Linked DNA regions of Homo sapiens: all the other regions are linked to region 3. A link is a contact called in ENCODE Hi-C or POLR2A ChIA-PET data. All regions are on one chromosome and are shown on one strand. Each heading gives the region's core, a stretch centred on a gene start or an enhancer-like site at or near the end of the contact. The rest is flanking DNA. Distances are from core to core; before and after follow the strand shown. Region 1 overlaps SLC37A1 (solute carrier family 37 member 1). Region 2 overlaps SLC37A1 (solute carrier family 37 member 1). Region 3 holds the start of LINC01668 (long intergenic non-protein coding RNA 1668).

Region 1 (4,472 bases), core at 234-2,733, 200 kb after region 3:
TACTGCCCTCCAGGGACCTGGGGTGTCCTGTGCAGAGACTGTGGGTCAATGCGGAGCCTTGGGAATGGAGGTGACCTGGCGCATCGGAGCCCTGTGGGGGACAGCCTGGGTGCCTTGTGGGCACAGCCTGCAAGGGACACAGTGCCCTCACACCTGCTTCTCACCTGGCCCAGCTGTGCTCTGCTGAGTCAAGACTGGAGTGGTCCTGTGGCCATTTAGCAGAGTGGTTTTTATGTCTGTTGAATTGAATAATAATAAATCAGGGCTCATTTTTTTTCAGCTCGTAGTTTATCAAGCAATTTCGTTTTCTTGGATTTTACAAGCTGGCGATGGGAGAGCTGGCTCTGCTCTGAGACGCACAGTATAGCAGCCACCAGGCCCTGTATTCGCGGCAGCTCTTGGACTCTGAGGTGCATTCACTGAGGTGAGCTTCCAGGAGTAGTTTTTCCTACCTACAGACAGGCTGGAGAGCTGGAGTCCCACCTTGAGCTCTTTTGTTGGCCCTGTCACCAGCTTGTGTTTCCATGATCCGGCATTTTTTTGTCAACATGAATAGGAGAGTCTTAGTGATGTGCACTAAGCGCACACGTGCGTGACAGGCAGAGCCACGCTTCCACAGGACGGCAAGCGCAGACGTGCGTGACAGGCAGAGCCACGCTTCCACAGGACGGCAAGCGCAGACGTGCGTGACAGGCAGAGCCACGCTTCCACAGGACGGCAAGTGTGTGTGTCTCAGAGCTGGCTGTTTGCAGATGGAAAATACCTCAGCTATGCTCAAATGAAGATGTATTTTTATATTGAAATCATGTACTTTTTTCCTTAAAAGTCATAATGAAATCTTCCATCCATGAATCAAGGTGAATTTCCGCTAAATTGCTTTAAAAAAATAGCTGTGTGTATACTCTTCATTTTAAAAAAAGGATCGACTCTCCATTTCCAAAAGTTCTCAGGGTTTAGCTCAGAGGGTTCAGAAATGGGAAGTTGCTCTTCCTTTGTGAGTTGTGGGAGATTTTCTTCTAGTACTTTAGTTCATTGAGTTGGGGAAATAGCGATCGCCACCTCAAAGCTGCTGTGCTGAATGCTGGCTGGTGGCTATGGGGTGAGGAAGGTCCGCTCCGGCCCACCAGCCCTGGGCCTCTGACTAGATGAGGCCTCAGAGGGGACAGTTCTGGAGAGGCAGGGGGCAGTGAATGCAAAGAATTTTGTTTATGGAAAAAGCCCTCTGTGCATCCTGTAATGATACTGTGCCATCTGCGTCATCCCTCGCTTGTTCACCCCATGGATACGAGTGCTGCACACCCAGAGGGAAGAGGTGCCCTGTGGTGAGCACGGGGCTGGTGCCCGTCCTCAGGGATGGCAGCCGGCAGGGGCTCAGGGCAGCCCAGGCCACTGTGACACCAGCGGGAGAGGGCTGGACTGGTGCCTGGAGCCAGGTCAGGGAGAGAGGGAAAGTGGGAGGCTCCCAGGAGCGGGAAGCATTGGGTGGAGGACCGGGAAAGGCCAGCACAAGCTGAGTGCGCTGCGTGTGTGGGAAACACACTCCATCCATTTGGTGTTTAGGGAAGTTCTTTTTTAGCAGAAATCTTTTAAATGTATAAATAACTTGCCATTAAAAAGAGAGTGAGCCAATCTAGTGGGGCAGCTGGCACACAGAAGCCGCCACAGCCAGGTCTGTTCCTCCTGTGGGCTTCTCCGCAGAGCTCAAGCAGGAGGCCCCTGAGAACTGCGGGACACACAGTGTGTTGTTTCTGACCTTTGCCCTGCTGCTGTGAGAGGTCCCCAAGTGAACTTCCACAGCACTCCATCCAGAGAAAGCCCGCACCATGCACATCTGGACGGTCAGCATTCTGAGGACGTTTGAAAGCCTGGACCCCACCATGTAGTTCCCAAGGTCAGCACCTTTCCCCACCACCACGGGGTGTGACACCTCCTCGTCAAGGACAAATCTTAGGATATTCTTTAAACTGCGTGATTTATAAAATACCCAGATGGCTGTTTACTTCAGCTTGGCCTTCTGTGCAAACAAGGGACCGAGAGGTAGGCCCCTTTTCTGCTGGAAATGGTCTTTTCCCAGTATGTGTCCAAACCCGAGAAACCTCAATGTGTCCAAGCCTGAGAAAACCCAAAACACACAACACGATTTGGAAGTTCCCTTTTTTAGCGTAATGGAAATGTAAGCAGAAATCATCAACATTCTCTGAGTGTTCTGAGATTTTTTAAACAAAAACATTTTATTTCAAAGGGCAGATAAGTATTTTGCTAGACACAACTGAAAAAAACAGCCAGAGAACAATTGGAGTTTGTCTTAATAAATAACAAAATGCCATTTATGTCTCTTAAACTTCATATGACACAATACACATCTTAAATAAATAACCCAGTCTGTTGCTATGTATTAAAAACAGTCCCAGGTGTGGTGTGTGTTGTGGAGCGAAGCCGGTTGCTGGGCTTGGACCCGCCAATCCCAGTGCCGGTGGGGAGACCGCTTCCCAAACCTCTGCTGTGCCCCTGTGCCTGAGCTGAACAGCAGTGCCATGGCCCCGGAGGGCAGCAGGAAGGCCAGGGGCTGGGATGACGGTGACTTTGGGGCGCTCTGTGGCTGGCAAGCCTGGGTGCCTCCAACCGGAGGTGCTTCCTGCCTCCTCACCCTTGGCTTCTCGACAATTAGTTTTTAGGTCAGTCCGAAACATCATGGGTGCTGGAAAAGCCTCTGGGGCGATGTGGTGGGTCTGAGCTCCGTCTTGGTTTCCAACCTGGTTGTCGGCCTTCTTGATGTTGTGTGGCGCTGGCTCTCTGCTTCTCTGCTGGCCGGCACTGTCTGGTGGGCTCTGGTGTCCTGTTTTTCCATGTGGCACATACAGGTTCTCTGAAGCCACAGCCAGCGCAGTACTCGCTCACTTTGATGTTCTGTGGCTGGAATGCCTGAGAGGGTCGGGGCTACCTGTGCACCCCCCCCACCCTCCCGGCCTTGTTGTCACGCGTGCATTTGGGTGGCTGCATGGGCACACGCCTGTGAGGCCAGGGCCGGCCGGGTCTTCGGTTCTCTGGCTTGGCTCAGGCAGCAGTTCCTGCAGACTTTTCTCACTGCTGTTCAGCAATATGTCTCCTTTAAAATAGCACCAGGGGTTCTCAGGTTGGCTTCTGTGTCTTTTCCAGGTGCGTGTGCAAAAGGCAAAGGGAGGTCACTCTTTCCATGCAGGGCCCTTTGTCTGAACTGTCCTTGAAAGGCAGTTGTGAAGGGTGGGCCCAGACCCCCTCCACGGGACTGGGGTGGGGTGTCACTGTTCCTTAAATCTGAAAGAAAGGTTGAAAGAAGAGCTGCTCTAACAGCCAGCAGTGGCTCAGCAAGAGATGCTGAACTTCACACACCATGTGCAAATCCTATGGGGAGCCAGCTGCCCTCCCGGCCCAGCAGGGATTCCTCTCCTGCAGGGGTGCTGGATGCTGGATAAACCCTTGCACCTTTCCCGCAGCCTTCTGGGGGCCAGGAAGAAGTGAGAAGGGAGCGAGGGAGGACCAAGGGGGGAGGGAAAAGAGGAGGGAGGGAGAAGGGGGCGAGCAGGAAGGCAAGGAGAGCTCGGGGGGCTGCAGCTCCAACAGAATGCCAAAGACGGCAATTCCCTCACATTTTCCACTCAGGGTTTGAGGAGAGATTACCACTAACCCATCCAGAGGTATTTATTAGAAAAGAAAAAGTGAGAGTGAAGGTGGCGTGCCGTGAAAAGATAAGCCACGCGTTTTCTTTCTTTCAGGAAAGCCAGGTGCAGAAGGCAGATAGGACAGAAGGCACTTTGGAGCCGGCTTTCACGCACGGAGACAGGGCCCGAGTGGGACTTACGGAACTTGGTCCCCCGTAGCTGACCCTGGGCAGCTCAGCTCCTTGTGTATGAGGCGGATCAGGAACTGCACCAAAACAAAGGTGAGCCCACCTGTTACTGGAGCAGGCACAGGGCGGCCCGCGCCGTGGGCACCATGAGGACCTGGCCCGCAAGGCCTGGGCGGGTGGCTCTCTCCCCACAGCACCTTCCCTGGGGTGGCCTCCCTGCAAGAGCAGCGGGGCTTGCATGCTCAGCCGGAGGCCTGGGCTCCTGTGGGCAGGGCTGTCTGATGAGGGCAGGGCTGTCTGATGAAGGCCCACGAAGAACCAGGAGCTGCCCTGAAAACAAGGCTTTTGGGAGAGATGCAGCCTGAACTACTTCTGGGTTCAAGTCACGTTTAGACTAAAATTAATCCAATCATGAAATGTCCACAGTGGGAAAAAGGAAATAAAGACAAGAGGACCATAATGCGGGTGGCCCAGTGGGTGGACCTGCGAGCTTCTCAGGTGACTCTAAAGCCAGGTGAGCACTTCCTCTGGCGCCAGCCCTGGGGTCTGAAGAGGCTGTCACAGGACAGCCGCACCCCACTGGGAGCCCCTTGGAGGCCAGGCCTGGCCGGGGCCCAGGGCTTTCCACCAACATCACTGCCTCAGC
Region 2 (3,948 bases), core at 1,426-3,925, 220 kb after region 3:
CTGAGTAGCTAGGACTACAGGCGCCTGCCACCACGCCCAGCTAATTTTTGTATTTTTAGTAAAGACCGGTTTTTGCCATGTTGGCCAGGCTGGTTTTGAACTCCTGACCTCAGGTGATCTGCCTGCCTCGGCCTCCCAAAGTGCTGGGATTATAGGCGTGAGCCACTGCGCCCAGCCTAAAGGCACTTTAAAGGGAAAGAGAATCCAGCCGGGCTCGCGAAGGCCACGGCGCAGCACTCAGTGCCAGCGCCTCCCATGGGCTCACGCTCAAGGCCTGTGGGAGGGCAAGTGCACTGGGGAGGGGCCGGGCCACAGGGGCCAGGTGGCACAGTAGTCAGGGCCTCAGTTCCCCAACCTGTCACATGGGGGCAGGCCCAGGGTGCCAGGCTTTCCGTTTTTCCAGTGAAGGCAGGGAGCCCCATTTTTCTATGAACCTGAATTTCTAAATGGAGAAAACGAATTTCAAAAAAAATTTAAACATGGTATGAGGCGAACAAATATCACTGCAGCCATATTCAGTCCTGAAGCTAGCACTGTGCAGCGTCTAGCTTTGGCTATGGATTCGAATCCCCGGGTTCTACAACCACAGATGTCTTTTTAAGCTTAATCATCAACCGACCAGACTTCCCACAGCCAGCACAGCAGCCCTTTCTGAAACTCCTCCTGGGCACGTTTACTTACTGGAATTTTCAAGGCCCCTGTGAAGCTGATGGCGGCCGTGCCACTCCCACCGTCCCCGGGGAGAATGACGACGTGGTTCGGGTGGATGGAGCCCTTCCCATCTGAGAGCAGCAGGCACTGCATCTCTGGGTCCTGGAGGCAAATCCATTGGGAACAAAAAGGAAAGGTGTTACCAGCCGGGCAGTCTGGGTGAAGTGGGGCCAGGCTTCCTAATGACGAGGGTGCCTGGCGGCTCTCTCTTCCACTGCCTTGGAGACATCCTGGGTGACATTCCCACCTGGCCACTGTGTTAGAATGATTAGCATTCATGCATTTTCATGAACGGCTAGGTACACAGATCCTCTGATCCAGAAATTCTAGGAATCTATTGGCAAAAAATAATTTGAAAAGTAAAAAGATACTTATAAAGTAAAATGGATGTCACATCATCATTGAGAAAAAATAGAAAATTCAAATACATCCATACGAATGACATCTTGTAAAAAAAAGGTTGGGAGATTTTAATGACGGAAAATGCTTATGACACATTAAATAACACATCATTCAAAACTGCATGTCATTATAACCTCAAAGAATGTTTAAATATCTACGTATGTAACTAGGCAACTATAGGATCTATTTCTAGAAAGAAAGAAGCTAAAATCTAAGCCAACAATGGTTGTCAGCGAGTGGTGGAATTATGTGTAATTTTTATCGAAATGCTAATAAGAAATTCTTTACATGATCCTGCATTTTTTAGGAGTTCACAATGGCCATATATGACCAGAAATAACATTATTTTAAAATACACCAACATTATTTTAAAATACACCTATTCTGATATTTATGAATTCTGATTGTCTAGACGTTCCTAAAGGACAAAGTGTACATTCATTAAAGCAAAGAAGAGTGATTCCCCAACCTAGAGTGGGATTTCAAGTCAGAGCAAGGATAACATAAAAATAATCTTAGCCTGGGCCACACAGTAAGACCTAAAAAAAAATAGTGGAATGTGGTGGTATGCGCTTGTAGTCCTAGCTGCTCTGGAGGCTGAGGCAGGAGGATCACCTGAGCCCAGGAGGTGGAGGCTGCAGTGAGCTGTGATTGTGCGGCTGTCCTTCAGCCCGGGCAAGACCCTGTCTCAAAAAAGAATGAAAATAAAATAAAAATATTCTTCATGAGTGAGCTATGAGGTTCAAGGTCTTACAAAGAAATGCTTCTAGGTATCTCAGACCTTTCACAAAATCAAACAGGCTTTGTGGTACTTATCTCACTATAACCTGTTATAAGTTGGACTAAAAATGTAGTTTAATTAAAAAAAAAAAAGAAAATGGTAATGTATTCCACATTCCCCTGCCCCTTGATATTTAGAATATTTAGAATTCTCTTCCAGTGGAAAACAGACATTTGGAAACCGGGTGGCAGGTGGCACCGAGTGCAGCCCAGTGTGGGCACCCAGTGGGTGGCCTTGGGGGCAGCCCAGCGTCTACGTGCCCCAGGAAGCCCGGCTTCACAGCTAGGACTCTGGCATGGAGAGCGGGTCTCTGATGAAGATATTCACATGTGGCCACATAGTCAGGTGCTCTGGAATGAAGATGACAAGGCTGAGTGCAGATGCCTAACATGCTCCCGATGATAATCCCATCACGGCACGTGAAAGCAAAGAATGGCGACTTGAGTTTCTGAATAAACTTTTCTCTCATGAATTCTGCTAATCGTCCAGTTTAGAAAACTACATCAGTAATGCTCTACTGTGGCTAAGCACTGGAATCTCCTCGGGGGGCTTTGAGAAGCCTCGAATTCCCCCAGCCCCACGGAAGCAGTCCCTGGGGCAGCCCCAGGCGAGTTCCACTCATAGCAAGCTGAGGGCTACAGGACTTCACAGGCCGTTCCGCAGGAAACAGGCTCAGCAGTGGGTGAAATGCAGCCAGCTGGAGAAAAGTCAAGCGGAACGAGGCCGCTTAGCCAGGAGAAGCGCACCCTCTGACCCGCAGAGAAGTGACCGCAGGTCAACACAGAAGACCTACTTGGCCTCAGGTAGGACCCAGATGCCCAAAGGCCGCCCACGGCCCTTGCAGGATTTGTAAAGTGCTTCAGGGTCCACTTGCTGGGCTGGTTTAAAGCCACAGACACAGACCCTCTGCTCCTTATCTAAGCAGCAAGGAGCCCCCGAGACAGACAGAAGGCTCTGTTTCTGCTGAGAACGGGCCCTGTGCTCACAGCCACTCATCTTAAACAGGACTTGTAGCCACCATACCTGAGTTGTTTGCTCCTGGAGGAGATGGGAAAGAGTGTGGGGCCATGGCTGGTTTTCCAAAACAAACAGGGGGCTGCTGCTGCCTCCTCCTTACATAGCAAACAAGAAGCCACTGGGTGGACCAAGACAAGGCTGGAGGCCAAGAGGCACCTCTGCCTCTAAACAAGCAGTTTCCAGTCTGTGTCCCAAGAGCCCCAAATGGGATCTGTGGAGCCCCCGGTGGGTGTGGGGGCTTCTGTGGCCAGTGCACTCCACGCTTAGGGCTTACACTTTCAAAGAGAAAAGGGTTCCCTCTACTAAAATGCCCCCACACACAACAAAAATACACACAGACGCATGTGGGGGGACTGCGTAATAACGATCGCTTTATCTAAAAATGCTAAGCTCACCCCGCTACCCGATGCTGTCTGCAGCTTCCCTTTGGGAAAGGCCATCACAAGAGAGATTTGTGGAGTCCCCACTTGGCGTGCAAAGTGCACGGTGGAGTCACATTCAACCTCCAAATACCCACTCCGTGCTCACGCCGCGTTTGGTGGGCCCAACAGTTCTTGAGCCACAGCCAATCAGAAGGATCCTCAGAGACGTCAAGGAGGAAAAGTGACAAGTGACTACAGGGATGGCAAGTGCGACCGTCCCCAAGACAATCCTCTAAAACGCCCGCGGGGACCTGCGGGCTCGCCACGTGGCCAAGTGACAGCAGCGCCTCATTCTCTTTCCCACATTTGCTCCCCGCCCCCCAGCTTTCTTTACATGTCTCTTCAAGAGGCCACTGAGAAACTGCCTGCTACGTGACATAGTGTAGCAGCTCTGTCTGAAAAGGAGTGGAGGTCAGGGGCTGGGTGACACCCCACTGAGCCCAGCGGTCACTCTGGGAAAGGGGACATCCAGGGTGTCCAGCCAACCTCATGGGGACTCTCCCCGCCTACCCTGACCCAAGAGCAATGGCAGGCCCGCCGAAAGGGGATGCCACGTAAGCGAGGTCAGCATGCGCCCGGTTGTGGTCGTCACCCTCAGCCTGAAATAAGGCCTGC
Region 3 (4,276 bases), core at 184-2,683:
GCGCGTGCATGAGATTCAGGGTCCGGCCCCCGCAGAATTACACCGGCGTGAACCCGGCTCATCGTGAGCTTCTGAGGCAACACTTGTGTTTAGTATTTTCCATGATATGATGTCTGCAAATACATTCCCATGAGAGGGAGCGTCGGACTGTCCCGTCCCCATGTCGAGCAGGAAGGAACCAGAATTAAGAGGAGGGTGTCCAAGGCGGCAGCTCACCTTGTTTTCCAGCTTCTCAGAAACGCTGAGAAAAAACGAACATCTCTTTGCAGCGGATGGAAGATTGTATAGTCTTGCTGTCCCAAATTCTTTGGCTAAACCACCAGATTTTAAATATCTGCTAGCAAAATATATTAGAAAAGTTAGGATTAACCGGAAAAAAACCAGTACTCTTATGTATTTTCACTTGTAACCAGGCAGCTTAACTTCAAAATGCATCTTAACTTTTTTTCCCCTTTCTCTTGGATTTTAAGATATAACCTTGAAGCGAACTGCAGAAGCCTTTTCCCTTAGCCTTAAAGTAGGCTTCACGTCCCCGCCTTTCTCACTGTCTATACCCGCTTCACAGTTCTCTAACTGTATGTGCGCATCTCATTATGCACGCATCTCATTATGCACCTTCTTAGACGTTCCAGGGGCTAATCTTGAGACAGACCAAGCCTGGAGATCAAGCTGCAAAGTGCCACAGATGACATCAAGGTGGCTAGTTCACCACCTGGCCACTGTTGAGGTGATGCCAGCCTGAGACCCAGGTGGATGGGGACCCAAGACAGCCACTCGAGACACACAGACATTGTACCCCACCCAATTCTCGTATTTCTTCCTTATCACGTTTTCCTTTCTTTCTTTTTGAGACAGAGTCTCGCTCTGTCGCTCAGGCTGGAGTGCAGTGGTGCAATCTCAGCTCACTGCAACCTCCGCCTCCCAGGCTCAAGAGATTCTCCCACCTCTGCCTCCCCAGTAGCTGGGATTACAGGCACCTGCCATCATGCCCAGCTAATTTTTTTTTTTTTTGGTAGGGACGGGGTTTCACCATGTTGACCAGGCTGGCCATGAACTCCTGACTTCAGGTGATCCACTCACCTTGGCCTCCCAAAGTGCTGGGATTACAGGCATGAGCCACCATGCCCGGCCAAGTTTTCCTTTCTTAAACCCCTGCCTTCCTCCCCAAAATTGAAGTGGTTGCCATGGATGGCTATCTGGCCACTTCCCCTTTACTAGTTTTGGTTAATAAAATCAATTTCTTTCTTTCCTTTTTTTTTTTCAGATGGAGTCTCACTCTGTTGCCCAGGCTGGAGTGCAAGAAAGAAAGGAGGAAGAAAAGAAAGAAAGAGATGACATTTCTGACTCTCTAGTTCTTATCTTCTTTTTTTCCTTAGAGAGAGCGAGAGAGAGAGAGAGAGATCATGCTATGCTGGCGCAGTCAACCCAAGCTCAAGCTGTCTCCAGCACTGCTTGTGAGCCGGGCCCACGTTGCTGCCCAGGGACTCGGTGGTGAGGGAGGTGTGATGTGTGAGTCTGCTGGGGCAGCCCTAGCGAGGCACACAGGTGTGTGTGTGTGTGAGCTTGGCGGGGGGCTTAAACGACAGACACTTACCTCTCAAAGTCTGAGACAAGTGTTGGCAGGGCTGGCTTCTGCTGAGTCCCCACTCCTCTGTGTGTCAGGGTCTGTCCTTCCCTGGCGCCCTTCATGTGCATCTGTGCCCCGACCTCCTCTTCTTGTAAGACTCAGTCAAAGTGGCTCAGGGCCCACCCCAGTCAGCTCATGTTATCTTAACCACCTTTTAAAGGCACTGTCTCCAAATACGGTACTGGGAGGCACCAGGTTGGGCTTGGACGTAAGTTTTGGGGAGAGAATTCAGCCCATAACAACGTGACTCACCCCCACAGGCCCTGGACCCTGCCTGAGGCCGTGTTTCTGCCAGGGCACCGGCCCCAGCTCCCAGGAATCTGGGGACCCCTGACCCTCACGTTCCCCTGCAGCAGGGCAGGGAGTCCCAGGGTGGGGGCTGGGAAGACCTGCCTGAGGACTCAGGGAGACTGGAACCCTAGCACCTTGCTGGGCCCCTTTTGGCTACCAACAGAGAACAGTCCCCTCCCAAATTCAGAGAGACGATGTTATCTGTCCCTTAGACAGACTACGGTGAAAGCCTTTGGACTGAGATTTTTATTTTATTTATTTATTTATTTATTTTTTATTTTTTTTTTATTGATCATTCTTGGGTGTTTCTCGCAGAGGGGGATTTGGCAGGGTCATAGGACAATAGTGGAGGGAAGGTCAGCAGATAAACAAGTGAACAAAGGTCTCTGGTTTTCCTAGGCAGAGGACCCTGCGGCCTTCCGCAGTGTTTGTGTCCCTGGGTACTTGAGATTAGGGAGTGGTGATGACTCTTAACGCGCATGCTGCCTTCAAGCATCTGTTTAACAAAGCACATCTTGCACCGCCCTTAATCCATTCAACCCTGAGTGGACACAGCACATGTTTCAGAGAACACAGGGTTGGGGGTAAGGTCACAGATCAACAGGATCCCAAGGCAGAAGAATTTTTCTTAGTACAGAACAAAATGAAAAGTCTCCCATGTCTACTTCTATCCACACAGACCCGGCAACCATCCGATTTCTCAATTTTTTCCCCACCCTTCCCGCCTTTCTATTCCACAAAACCGCCATTGTCATCATGGCCCATCCCCAATGAGCCGCTGGGCACACCTCCCAGACGGGGTCGTGGCCGGGCAGAGGGGCTCCTCACTTCCCAGTAGGGGCGGCCGGGCAGAAGCGCCCCTCACCTCCTGGATGGGGCGGCTGGCCGGGCGGGGGGCTGACCCCCCCACCTCCCTCCCAGACGGGGCGGCTGGCCGGGCGGGGGCTGACCCCCCCACCTCCCTCCCAGACGGGGCGGCTGGCCGGGCAGGGGGCTGACCCCCCCCACTGGACTGAGATTTTTAAACCTCCCTCATAGCCACAGTGGAGGAGCTGTGGACAGAGTACAGCCTTGTCCGGGCACTGCCCGTCGTCTCCTGGCTCAGGGGGATCTAGCCCCAGCCACTGCCACTAGAGTGGAATGAGGTTTCCTGTGGGATCGGACGAGGGGGTGACTGCTTTCCTGTTCCAGAGGCCACCTGGGAACCGACGGTGTCCACTGATGGACGTTTTCCTGGGCTGAAGTATTTCAGATGCCCAGTGTACTCCCAGCCCTCACAGCGGTCAGTTCTGCTTCACGGGTTTCCCACATGATTTGGCTAAGACGTCAGCCGGCAAAGACGCTTGGGTTGGCTTTAGACATTACGAATAAAAGGAAGCTGCGGGAGGCGGTCAAAGTCTGAGACATGACAGGTGACACAGGAGGGGACGGGAGGGGGGATTCGGCCGCGGGGACCCCATCCAGGATTCCAGTAGCAGACATTCCTCTTTCCTTCTTTTATTACCCACAAGGTCAAAGCTGAAATCACAGGGGGCTGCGTTGCCTTTTGATGGGAGAGCCAGAGGCTGCATTCCGAAGATTGCACGATGCCAGCTCCCAACTGCGAGGGGGCAGATTTGTTGGAATTTCTCAAATCCAGTCTTTGATACATGCGTTGTTCCTTCAATTGCTAATAAACGGTCTTGGGGAGAAAAAAGTGGAAAACAGCATCTTCCTGTCCTCTCAGAGGAGCACAGGTGATGATGGCCTCCCAGGACGGTGCTAGGCTGTGCACAGGCTGGCCCTCCCTTTGTGAACTTTCTGTTCTTTCTGGCGACATGCTTGCTGTGTGCTGGGAGCTCACCGTGGAAAGCCCCAGGCATTGCTGCTCCTGTCTCCTGACGTGCATGTGGCTCAGCTGTAAACATCTTTACCCTTCATGCTGACTTAATACTGATTGTCGGGTGAGAGTTCACTTGGAAACACATCATCCTAGGTGGAGATGGTGCCGCTCACCCCAGAGGGGCGTCTTGTTCAGTGGGTTGTGCTCATGGGGGTGGGACCCTGTGTCTGCACACTCACTCCCTATGCTGGGCATGCCCCCAGGCCTGGGGGAACGCCTCTGCTGCTGGACCCAGAGCTCTCCGGGGCCGTAGGCACATCTGTCTTGTCCTGAGCCTCCACTGCCACATGCAGCCCATGATTCAGCTCATCCGTGTGGCTGCCTCCTGGTGCGGGCAGGCTCTGGGTGTGCAGGCTGACCAGGGTGGACGTGGCCTCCAACCGTGGGGCCTCAGGGACTGCTCTGTGTGACAGGAGGGTGGGTTGGTGGGCTTTCTGGGGGTCCCGTGCATGGAGACCAGGCTGGCTGCACACCAA

Evidence for each region. A loop is a pair of places that touch in the nucleus more often than their neighbours do. ChIA-PET counts read pairs that join two places held with the same protein, here RNA polymerase II (POLR2A). Pooled maps may share reads with other maps.
Region 1: a loop to region 3 is called in a map of IMR-90, with 2.8 times the contacts of the local background. The contact joins the enhancer-like site here to the promoter of LINC01668 in region 3. A Hi-C loop is called at or near these places in 1 of 168 maps with a recorded cell type or tissue (IMR-90) and 6 of 50 pooled maps. POLR2A ChIA-PET finds 5 or more read pairs at or near these places in 3 of 52 experiments (A673, HEK293 and activated naive CD8-positive, alpha-beta T cell).
Region 2: a pooled map shows a loop between it and region 3 (3-fold over the local background). The contact joins the enhancer-like site here to the promoter of LINC01668 in region 3. A Hi-C loop is called at or near these places in 2 of 50 pooled maps. POLR2A ChIA-PET finds 5 or more read pairs at or near these places in 5 of 52 experiments (K562, OCI-LY7, activated CD4-positive, alpha-beta T cell and 2 more).

The regions. Positions count from the first base shown.
Region 1 is chr21:42,579,167-42,583,638 of GRCh38, reverse strand. It overlaps SLC37A1 (solute carrier family 37 member 1), which reads right to left. Exons shown (of 20, transcript NM_001320537.2): 19 at 3,839-3,903; 20 at 2,213-3,294. The coding sequence ends at 3,279. Among named protein-coding and RNA genes, the nearest start is that of LINC01671, 34 kb to the left of the region's middle. Within about 2 kb of position 1,483, at least 2 of the 41 ENCODE cell types and tissues checked have a DNase peak (open chromatin) inside an H3K27ac peak, as active enhancers do.
Region 2 is chr21:42,555,823-42,559,770 of GRCh38, reverse strand. It overlaps SLC37A1 (solute carrier family 37 member 1), which reads right to left. Exons shown (of 20, transcript NM_001320537.2): 11 at 682-813. Among named protein-coding and RNA genes, the nearest start is that of SLC37A1, 44 kb to the right of the region's middle. Within about 2 kb of position 2,675, at least 3 of the 41 ENCODE cell types and tissues checked have a DNase peak (open chromatin) inside an H3K27ac peak, as active enhancers do; they include OCI-LY7, where a contact is called at or near this core.
Region 3 is chr21:42,777,151-42,781,426 of GRCh38, reverse strand. It overlaps LINC01668 (long intergenic non-protein coding RNA 1668), which reads left to right and starts at 1,433. Exons shown (of 3, transcript NR_135517.1): 1 at 1,433-1,545; 2 at 3,110-3,330; 3 at 3,430-3,608. RefSeq lists enhancers at 1-488, 976-1,925, 2,877-3,826, 3,872-3,941 and silencers at 2,968-3,017, 3,048-3,097, 3,118-3,177.